Linked DNA regions of Mus musculus: all the other regions are linked to region 1. The links are chromatin loops, found by intact Hi-C in ENCODE. Cell type or tissue: heart. All regions are shown on one strand.

Evidence for each region. Peaks named below come from ENCODE experiments on the same cell type or tissue, not always from the same donor. Only the 100,000 strongest peaks of a DNase experiment are listed, where the experiment ranks them.
Region 2: it touches region 1 in a loop (4-fold over the local background); 7 of 42 quality-filtered maps call a loop at or near these places.
Region 3: a loop joins it to region 1, with 9 times the contacts of the local background. A loop is called at or near these places in 39 of 42 quality-filtered maps.
Region 4: it touches region 1 in a loop (6-fold over the local background); 2 of 42 quality-filtered maps call a loop at or near these places.

Annotation. Positions count from the first base shown.
Region 1 is chr2:90,677,279-90,679,778 of GRCm38, reverse strand. It overlaps Nup160 (nucleoporin 160), which reads right to left. Exons shown (of 37, transcript NM_021512.2): 1 at 2,309-2,500; 2 at 271-765; 3 at 1-7. The coding sequence starts at 370. Among named protein-coding and RNA genes, the nearest start is that of Nup160, 1.3 kb to the right of the region's middle. In heart, CTCF peaks have their summits at 225 and 1,339 (motif pointing right); a DNase peak (open chromatin) is centred at 428; H3K4me3 peaks cover 1,315 bases; H3K27ac peaks cover 1,132 bases.
Region 2 is chr2:90,624,281-90,626,780 of GRCm38, reverse strand. It overlaps Gm39870 (a long non-coding RNA gene), which reads right to left and starts at 2,208. Exons shown (of 3, transcript XR_866517.1): 1 at 2,131-2,208; 2 at 458-541. In heart, a CTCF peak has its summit at 1,533; no DNase peak of the experiment used is centred here.
Region 3 is chr2:90,473,829-90,476,328 of GRCm38, reverse strand. It overlaps Ptprj (protein tyrosine phosphatase, receptor type, J), which reads left to right. Exons shown (of 24, transcript NM_008982.6): 2 at 1,340-1,358. Among named protein-coding and RNA genes, the nearest start is that of Olfr1274, 74 kb to the right of the region's middle. In heart, a CTCF peak has its summit at 1,406 (motif pointing left); a DNase peak (open chromatin) is centred at 1,318; H3K4me3 peaks cover 459 bases; H3K27ac peaks cover 516 bases.
Region 4 is chr2:90,744,322-90,746,821 of GRCm38, reverse strand. Fnbp4 (formin binding protein 4) reads right to left here and starts at 1,264. Exons shown (of 17, transcript NM_018828.3): 1 at 996-1,264; 2 at 34-126. The coding sequence starts at 1,224. In heart, CTCF peaks have their summits at 1,054 and 1,258; a DNase peak (open chromatin) is centred at 1,431; H3K4me3 peaks cover 2,393 bases; H3K27ac peaks cover 2,500 bases.

The DNA.
Region 1 (2,500 bases):
GCAGTCCCTACAAAATGAATGTGGTGGGCTTGCATGCGCGGTTCTCTGGGGGATGACAGGCACTGAAGAGTGCCGAGGAGCAGAGTGCAAGGGACTGACAGTGCATACAATAGTGAGTGGAAAAGGGAGGAAGAAGTCAGGCACAGGACAAGATGTGATGATGCACAGGCTTCAGGCATGTGGACTTGGATCCACCAGGGGAGACCAAAGGCCTACTTGGGGAGCCCGAGGGAAAGCAGTGGCTCCCATTCTCCCAAGCCCTTTCCGTACCAATGTCGCAGACTGTGAATTCCCGAAAGTGCCTGGGCCTTTCGCGTTCAGCTCCGCTCAGTTCCACGAAGCTCCGTTCCAGGGATCCCGCCGCCGCCATCTTCCCGCCGTCGCCGTGAGGCCTGACGGGACAAGGGCGGGTCACGTCGGCTCGTCACTTCCGGGGGTGTGGCGCGAGGCGGGGATATGTGTGTGCGCGATTTTGGCTGCCTGAGGACCGCGGGTCGGAGGCTCATCTGCGGCTTTTCACCGCGAGAATGAGGCTGAGGCGGGAAGAAGATGCCTTGACTCGCGGTCACTTCGGAGCGGCCGGAGACGGGCGGCGGCTGCGGCGGCGGCGCCCTTTTCCCGACGGCCTCGAGCAGGGGCGGGGCTGTGCGTGTTTTCATTTTGAAAAGCGGGCGCGGGCGGGGAAGAGGCCTGACGGGCACACTCCCAGCTTGCGGGAACCTTCCCCTCCGTTAGAGCGTTGGCGTGTAAGTTGTTATCCAGCCTCTTCATCGTTCAGCGAAACAAGGAGGAAAAGTAAAAGGAAGGAGGGATTCTTTGTGTTGGCATTTTTGCGAAACTTTTTCTTTACACACCCGCATACACATGTATGTGTTGAGATGTCAGCTCAGGTTGGCCTCGAACTCTGATCCTCCCGCCCCAGCCTCCGGAGTACTAGGATTACAGACACTTGCCACTCTGAGCGACACGGGTCGGATGCGTTGAATTAAATATTAATGCCCCAACCTTCTTGAAGTTATCGAAAATACAGTACAGTTTGCAAACGTGCAAGGAATTGTTTGTGAATTTCTTTCTGGGATCGGTCAGTATTCTCTGGAGGTTGAAGATTGATCATTCAGAGCCAGTTTGGGGCTACATAGTGAGACTTTGTAAATGAATGAGTAAATAAATTAAACTACAACTTCAGGCTTACAGCTGAACATGTTCGTTGGCAACTCCATCAGAATCACAACATTGCGAAGTTCCATAATTCTGCCCCAGCAATTGCATTTCCCTTGACCATTTATTGCCTTAATGACTATTTCGTGATTGTCACTGCCCACACCTCTCTTCAGATGCACCAGAAGAGGGCGCTAGATTTCATTACGGATGGTTGTGAGCCACCATGTGGTTGCTGGGATTTGAACTCAGGACCTTGGGAAGAGCAGTCGGTGCTCTTAACCGCTGAGCCATGTCTCCAGCCCTCACCCCCACTCATTCTTAGCTTACTCTGAAGTCGGCCGAGTGGGCATAGTGGCACACTGACAGCAGCTTTTGGAAGCAAGTAGATCAGGAGTTCAAGATTATCCTCCAATTTATGTCAAGATCAAGGCCAGCCTGAGGCTGCCTAAAACCCTGGCTCAAATCAAACAAAAAGCAGCTTTTAATCCCAGCACTCAGGAGGCAGAGGTAGGTGGGTTTCTGTGAGTTAAAGGCCAGCCTGCATTACAGAGTGAGTTCCAGGACAACCAGGGCAACAGAAACTGTCTTGACGTCCCCATTCCTCACAAAAGAAGACAACTTGCCCTGCAACCATATTTTCCTACCAGCAATTATAGCCTTATGCTTCTGTTTCTGTACATTGAACTGTGTCTGAACTTATAGAGAGACACCCTCCCTACCTTGACCTTCGGTCTATTCCTCATTTTAGCATCTTTAATTTTTCCATTTTTACTAAATTACTCCTCTAAATCTCACTAAGATAAAGTCTCCCCTAGAGCCCTGCTAACCCCTGTCCTTCTGTACTTGGCAAAAAGGGAGTTATGTCTGCACTCAGTGGATGCATCTCAGTGGATCAAGATGAAGCCTAAGGTCCTGGTCCCTTGCTTCCATCTAGGTCCATCCTGGTCAATTTCAGTTCAGTTTTCTCTGCCTAATCCTGCTTTCTTCACTCCCCTAGCAATGCTGTTCTGTGAGCACACTGTGTGCTCCTTCCTGTGTGTAAATCTCTGCTTCAGAGACTTTTTTTTTGAGAGGGAAGCTCACACACACACACACACACACACACACACACACACACAATTTAAAAAATATTTTTTTAAAAGATTACCTGTTGTGCGGCTTGGTGGCACACATCTTGAACCCCAGCACACAGGAGGCAAATGCAGGTAGATCTCTGAATTTAAGGCCAGCCTGGTCTAGGTGAATGAGATATGTTTTGGGGAACTTGTTGTTAGTGTCATTTCCCCCACATATTCAAAATCTCTATCAAGGCAGAAAGAATGCAAGATGAACGGGAAGG
Region 2 (2,500 bases), 53 kb after region 1:
GTCAGTGATTTAGATCCATTGAAGATCAGAATCAAATAACACAAGGGCTCCTTTCCTGCCTCCCTGCTTCTGGCTAGAGCAAAGAGCAGCCTCAGTAGATGAATATTGACAGGGAAACCCACACTGCTTCGTTTCTCTTCTATTACGGAATGGCACGGGGCTGAGGACTGCATATGCATCTTAGCTCAGTGGATGCAAGCATTTGAACCCGTCTGGATATCCAGCATCCACCTAAAAAGCTGGACAGAAAGGTGTAATTTTTTTTTTTTTTTTTTTTTTTTTTTTTTTTTTTTTTTTGGTTTTCAAGACAGGGTTTCTCTGTGCAGTCCTGGCTGTCCTGGAACTCACTCTGTAGACCAGGCTGGCCTCGAACTCAGAAATCCACCTGCCTCTGCCTCCCAAGTGCTGGGATTACAGGCATGAGCCACCACTGCCTGGTGAAACGTGTATTTCTTACCTGGGGAGATGAGGCCAGGCAAATCCCCGAGCTCCTTGGCCATCCACTCTGGCTAAGTTGGTTAGCTCCAGCTTCAGTGAGACCCTGTCTCAGAAAATAAGGAGAAGAACAATAGAGGAAGACATCCAGTGTTGGCCTCTGGCTTCCACACGCAGACAGACACAGGTGAACACACACCCAATGCACATATACATAAGTGTATACATATGCTCTCCCCCTGAGAATCAAGCAACACTTTACCTTAATAAAAAGTCCTAGGAGTGAGACTATTGCCTGCCTTAAAAACGTCTCAAGATGTTTATTTACATACATAAACACACACATATAATAATTTTCTATATCGTTAGTGTACTTTTTTGGGGGTAAACACATGCTGTTTTGTTAATTCGAAAACAACTAAACTTTTGTGGTATGACTGCCAAAAATGTACAGCCTGATTATAGTCATTAGGAAAACATCCAATAAACTGAAACGGAGCAACAATCTGCAAAATCCCTCATTTCACTTCTATAGGACAACAGTAGTAGCAACAGCAGCAGCAGCAGCAGCAGCAACAACAACAACCTAATAGCTCAAAAGACAAAGAAAAACACCAGATTTAATATAAGGTTTTCTTCTGCTGCAAAGGGATTATGGAGAAAATTTGAGAAATTTGGATAAAGTTTCACAATTGAATAATAATGTGGTCTCACTATCAATAAAGTAGATAATATAATTTACTCTTGAATGACTCAGAACAAATGTATTTGGAGTGTGTGTAGCAGAAAAGGAAGGTGTGGGGAGGGAGGAAAGAGGGAACATGATAAACCAACCAGTAACTGTTACAAGTTGGGGAGTCTGGGTGAAGAACTTACTGTAATTCTCATTTTTTTTTTCAGTTTTAAGTCTGCAATTGTGTTAAAGTAAATTAAAACCCACAAACTTTAAAATGTCCCCAAATGAATAGGATAGGCACAAATTTTAAATATAAAAATAAGACACGTTGATCATTTGTTTTTTCCTCATTTGCTCTGTCAAACTAGCTCACAGTGCTGGGTTGTTACTGTTTTCACAAACATGATTTAAGGCTATAACAAACACTGGTCCAGCACTCGATAGAGGGCGCTGTAACATTGCAAAGCCTAAGCCACAGCTCCTGTGCTTAATGTGGATTCTGAGGTGTTGACCAGTAGGATGGGGGCGGGGGGGGGGGGTTGAGAGTCTCACAACTGAACTGTATCCACAACTCATTTTACAAATGAGCCCACTGAGATGCAGAGAAGGAAACATGTCGCTCAAAGCCACAGTAACAAGCATCCTCCTCCTCTAGACCTTGAGAGCATAGCTGGCGTTTCTCCAAGGTTTCCCTAGGTTCCTAACCCGTACTAAATGCTTTGAGTGCAAGACCCTTTTAATCATTTGCCTACACCCATTTTGAATTCTGAGTTGAGATCCAGTAACTCAGGACCTTGTTGGGTGTCATAATAAACCAAAAATCAAACAAAAAAAAGAAAGAAAGAAGGAAAGAAAGAAAGGAAGGAAGGAAGGAAGGAAGGAAGGAAGAAAGAAAGAAAGAAAGAAAGAAAGAAAGAAAGAAAGAAAGAAAGAAAGAAAAGAAATCCTGGCTCTTCCTACAGCTAACTTGGCATTCCATGCCACAGTTCTGCCTGGGCGTTTACTCTGAAAGAACTCACCATATAAAGGGGAGGCAGAACACAGCCATCAGAGTGCCAGGGAACTGAGACTCTCCTGCTGCACACGCTTGCTGGCAAGGAACCAGAAGCCCGGGGAAGGAAGGTTGTTGGGACTCTGGGAGGAAGGAAGGAGGGAGCAAGGTGCAGCCAGGCAGTTAAGAGGCCCATGAAATCTGGAAAGCTGGGCCAGGGAGATGGCTCAGGGGGTAAAAGCTGCTTGCTGCCAAGCCTGACAACCCCGAGTTCCATCCCTGGGACACACATGATAGAGGGAGAGAGTCAGCTCCCACAAGTTATACTTTCCCTCCATGCTTACACTATGGCATTGTGTGCGCGGGTGCATGCACACATGTACATGCATACATGTGCA
Region 3 (2,500 bases), 200 kb after region 1:
AGAGGGCAGGATGGTTTCAGGTGGTCCTTAGATGAATGGATTCCAGGAGGGGCAACGCTGTATTGATACCAAGGCGGGTACTATGGGCAGGTGCCAGAAGCCACCATCCTAAAGAGTGATGGTTTTGTAGTTGAACTGGGCAAAATACACTTGCTTCCTTGTGCTGGCATGGCCTCTTGTGTTCTCCCCCTCCCCTTGGGTCCATCCTAGACTGTGTTGTTGACATATTGCCTGGCTCAGATGAGCTAAGAAAGGTTAAGCTTGAGAGAGGAGATGGTAGAAAGTTTTGGGGGACCTTGGGGATTCCGTTCCATCTCAGCTAATTGGTTCTTTTCTGTGACACTTATTGAGCACCTACTGTATGCACAGTGTTTCTGCTCCTGTGGAGGAAACAGTGGTGAAGGAGTGAGGGTGGTTTAGTTTTCCTGGCTGGTTATAGAAGAGACTTCTGAAGGGGTGGCCTTTTTGGGCAGGCCCTAGAAAATAAGTTTTGGGGCACTGATTTTGCAAGAGGGAATATATGTTTAAATGTCCTAAGGGGAAATCAGCTTCAAGAATACGAGTGTCACCAAGACTAGAGGAGCCTGCTGGGTACTTAAGGGTGGATTTTTAATCTGAGGGCAGTAGGGAATTGTGGGGCATTTTCCCTTCTTTTGGTTATTTTCTTTTTCTCAGTCACCATACTTTGGAAATTCCAATTACCAAAAGCATGTATTTAAGAGACAATGGGATTTGCGACCTTGAATTACATTAGGCTTTGGGGAAATAATGTATGGTATGGATGATAGTGAGAACCGCCGAAGGGACTCCCTGGCTCCCAAACGAAAGACTAACATTGCCAACTAAATCTGTAAGGCCTCACATTCTGCTCCTTCCCAAAGCTATATACCAGATAATTAGAAACTGATTGCCCTCTACTGATAGACTAAAGAAGGTTACTATTGTATAGTGAGAGATTACAAACCTATTGACTGCACTTCAGCCATGGCTTTAACAGTAGGCTGGCCCTGGACATGGCTAAAGGGAAGAGCTTGTGGCCTGCATTTCCTTTTGTATTCTCTGTAAGGCAGTTCACCTCCCAGGGGCAGGAGGGAGCACTGGCTTGCGGAGCTGTGAAAAACACTGGGTTTATGTAGTCAGCAGCCCCATGGCCTCAGTGAACCCAGTTAATCTTTTGTATAGTTGACTTGCTCTTTCCCTGTATTTACAGCCCCAGGACGCCCTCTCCATGGCCGTCTGCCTCCCGTGCACTCGATACCCACCCCCAACTGCTCTGCTTCTGATTTGCATTTTCACGGTTGAATGGATCTGCTGACTTCCCTTTTCTTTTCCGTTACAGGTCCTGTGCGCAGGTGCGGGTGAGTACCTTGCTCCTTTCCATTCTTGTGTTGTTTGCTACTGCCCCCTAGTGGACACAGTTGCATTAATGGCTAACATGGGGGGAAAAAATCACAGGAAAAAAAGATAACAAGAATCCACTTATGGGGTTGGAGAGATGGCTCAGTGGTTAAGAGCACTAGCCTCTCTTCCAGGGGACCTGAGTTCGATTCCCAGCGGTGGCTCACAACTGTCTGTAACTCAAGTTCCAGAGGGTCTGGCATCCTTGCACAGACATGCAGGCAGAACATCAATGCATATAGAAACATAACAACCCCCCCAAAATACAATGAAGATAGAAACTGTAAGTGAAAGGAGCATTCAGTTAGTTGTTTAACCACAACTATAAAAATTCTTTGTTTTCTCAACTGAATGACGGTGATATAGCACTGTATTCCCAGTTCCTCGGGAGTCTACGTCAGCAGATTCTTTTGAGCTAGGGAGTTTGGGGGCTTCCTGGGGGACATAGTTAAACCACCAGCTCATAAAATCATTGGATTTCTTGTGATTTTCTTTCACCAGCCCACACCCATGTGTGAGATAAATATACTGAAACTGTAATACTGAATATTTCTATTTTATGTGATATGTATTATTTTGCAAGCACTTTCTTATGTTGCTGTTTTACTACACTTACAATATGGTGTTGTGGGATTATAGAAATTCTTGGAAAGCAGAGATAGCCTCCTATATTTTTTGATTTTGCGTGTCAGCCTGGGAGTGAGTCTATAGCTCATGGTTGCGTACTTGCCCGATACATATGAAGTTCTGGCATCCTTTGAAAGGTAAGTTATACAAAGTTCCTTTCCTCTTGGCCCTCCAGTGCTGTGTGGAGGCCTGAGTCCCAGTTGGAGCTGGGTACTTTTCCTGGTCTGTAGGAAGACAAGATAAATACAGATGCCTGCCTAATATTATGGTGACGATGGTTTATATAGCTAAATACATCCAGCTGAAAGCACTGTTCTGGGATCAAGACCTTACTGTTTCTGTAGGAGGATAATAGTAGTTACTACTTTAAAAAAAGGTATATTTTTGGGAAAAAAATGGTAGCATTTTTTGCCCCTAAAATTCAGGACTTTTTTTTTCTTTTCCAGCAAAGCCAAACCGAACCAAACCAACCAAC
Region 4 (2,500 bases), 67 kb before region 1:
GGGAAAGGCAAAAACAACAACAAAAATCTCTACCTGTTGCCTTGACGGCTGTCGGTCTGGTGGTCATGACTGGTGTTGGAGGGTTCTGAACAACGTTGGGGACCTCCACCACCACTTCTTGTTCATCTGTATTTGGAATGCACAAAAGGAAGCTGCAGTCAGTCAGTGGGCCAGGGTCCAAAGCTTGACCTTCAGCCTGAATCAACTTATAAAACCAGCGTGTATCACTGATGCAAACTAAGAAGACAAAAAACAAGCTGATCTACCCTTCCATTCATTTAGTGGTAGCGACAGTAAGAACGTGAACACTATGAAAATGGCACCTGCAATACTTAACAATTAACATGCATAAATACTTCTGCACGTTTCCACACGTTATGTACATCCTATTAATCTGATTCTTAATGTTTGATACAGTATAGCTTCTCCGGCATCTACTCCATGCAATTGTTACCCTAAACCCAAACACAATTCCAGAAAAGCCCACACACAGGTTTTGTCACTTTCCCTTAAGTCTGGGGTTACCGATGCTTTGTCTAGCATAAGAAAAAAATATGGGTTTGTTCACTTCTAAAGAGTGGTGTCTCCATTTCAACAAAAACGAAACCAAGCGTGACAAGTAGAGAAGGCCAGGTTCAACCGCCTCAAGGCTCGCACGTGGAAATTGCCCTCCACCTTCTGCGTTATTAAGATCGAAGGGAGTCATCTAGGAGACATTTGGGGTCCCAAGCCTCGGTGGACGGCACAGGTTCCGGGGAGAAACCCCTGCACCGCAAAGGCGCCTCAGATGAGTCCGGGCCCGGCCTTCCGCCTCCCAGAGTCCCCGACCGCCGTCCCGCGGGCCCCAGATCGCTGGCAGCCGAGGTGTACCTCGCCCGCCAGGGTTTCTCTTCTTCACCGGGTCCGAAGAGACACCCGGGAACCTAGGCCGCAAGCCCCGTGCTCGAGTTTCAGACGTCCCAAATAAAAGCAGGGCTCCTCTCGCGCGCCCTTACCTTCTGAAGGCGAGTCCTCTGGGGCAGCGGAGGCAGGCACCGCGGGCGACGTCGCGGCCGCCGCCGTCGCTGCTGCCGGCGCTGACTGGCTTGTCGCCGCCGCAGTCGAATCTGCCTCGGGATCCGGATCGGGGTCGGGATCCCGGCCCGGGGTGCTGCTCCGAGGACCCGGTGGAGAGAGCTGCAGGATAGGCCTGCGGCCGGGTACCGCCCGGGACTTCTTCCCCATCATGAGCCGGAGCGCGAGCAGCGAACGACGGCAGATTAGTGGGGCGGGCGCACAGCGCCCCGGTGCGTAATCAATATTCATGAACCGTGGCACCGCCTCCCGAGGAGATCCGCTTTTAACCGGCGCGGTGCACTTGCGCATGCGGCCTGCGCCCCGGTGCTTTTACGCACGTTCCGCTCCATCCATGGTGGGTGGGCTTTGTTCAGGGAAAAGGCGATTGGCTGTTTTGACTTGAGACGGACTCGGTAGCCAATAGCAAAGGGAAAAGACAGGACTTCGCGCCAATAGTGCGGAAGGGCCCGCGGTGTGTGCGACTTCCTTAGACTGGGGTTGCACCATGCGCTGTTAGCCAAGTCTTTTCTTTAGGGCTTTGTCCGCCATCTTGTAGCTATTTTCAGCTGCTTATTGCTGTTTGTCTTTGAGGAAGATAAAGATACATTGCACCCTTCTGCAAGTTCTCTTGGTTATTGTAGCTTCTTTGGGGTATAGTATTAAACAATGATGATGCTGGGTGTTTATACATCGGTAGGCTTTTTCTGTTTTGTTTTGGTTTTGTTTTTGATTTTCGAGACAGGGTTTCTCTGTGTAGCCCTGGTTGTCCTGGAACTCACTTTGTAGACCAGGCTGGCCTGGAACTCAGAAATCCGCCTGCCTCTGCTTCCCAAGTGATGGGTTTACGGTAGGCTCTCTCCCCACTTTCTTGCTCCAGCCCCGCTCGCCCCAACCCAAAGGTTTATTTATTTATTAAATGTAAGTAAACTGTAGCTGTGATACACAAGAGGGTATCAGATCTCATTACAGATGGTTGTGAGCCACCATGTAGTTGCTCGGATTTGAACTCAGGACCTTTGGAAGAGCAGTCAGTGCTCTTAACCGCTGAGCCATTTCTCCAGCCCCAGTAGGCTCTTTAAAACGAAATACGACGTGATTAGTAGGGAAAATGACTGGACCTTGGAAACAGTCAAACTGTTCATATGGGATACCGAAGCCTTACCTCATCCTACTTCTGTAAACACTACTTTTTTGCCCTACCTCCAACTCCTCCACCTTGAGGCTGAGCTCTTTACATTTTGAGTCTTCCTTGTTCCCCATTCCTAGAGTCAGGTGACATCCTGAGTCATTAATGTTCTCCCCAGAGATAGTTACCACGCAAGATAATGCTGATTTTCTCCAGGACCCACTCCTTCCACCCATCCCTGATTGCTTCTAGACTAATGACAGCAGGCCAGAAGATGAGAAATAATGCCTAAAGATGGTGCACTGTACTCCTGGAGAG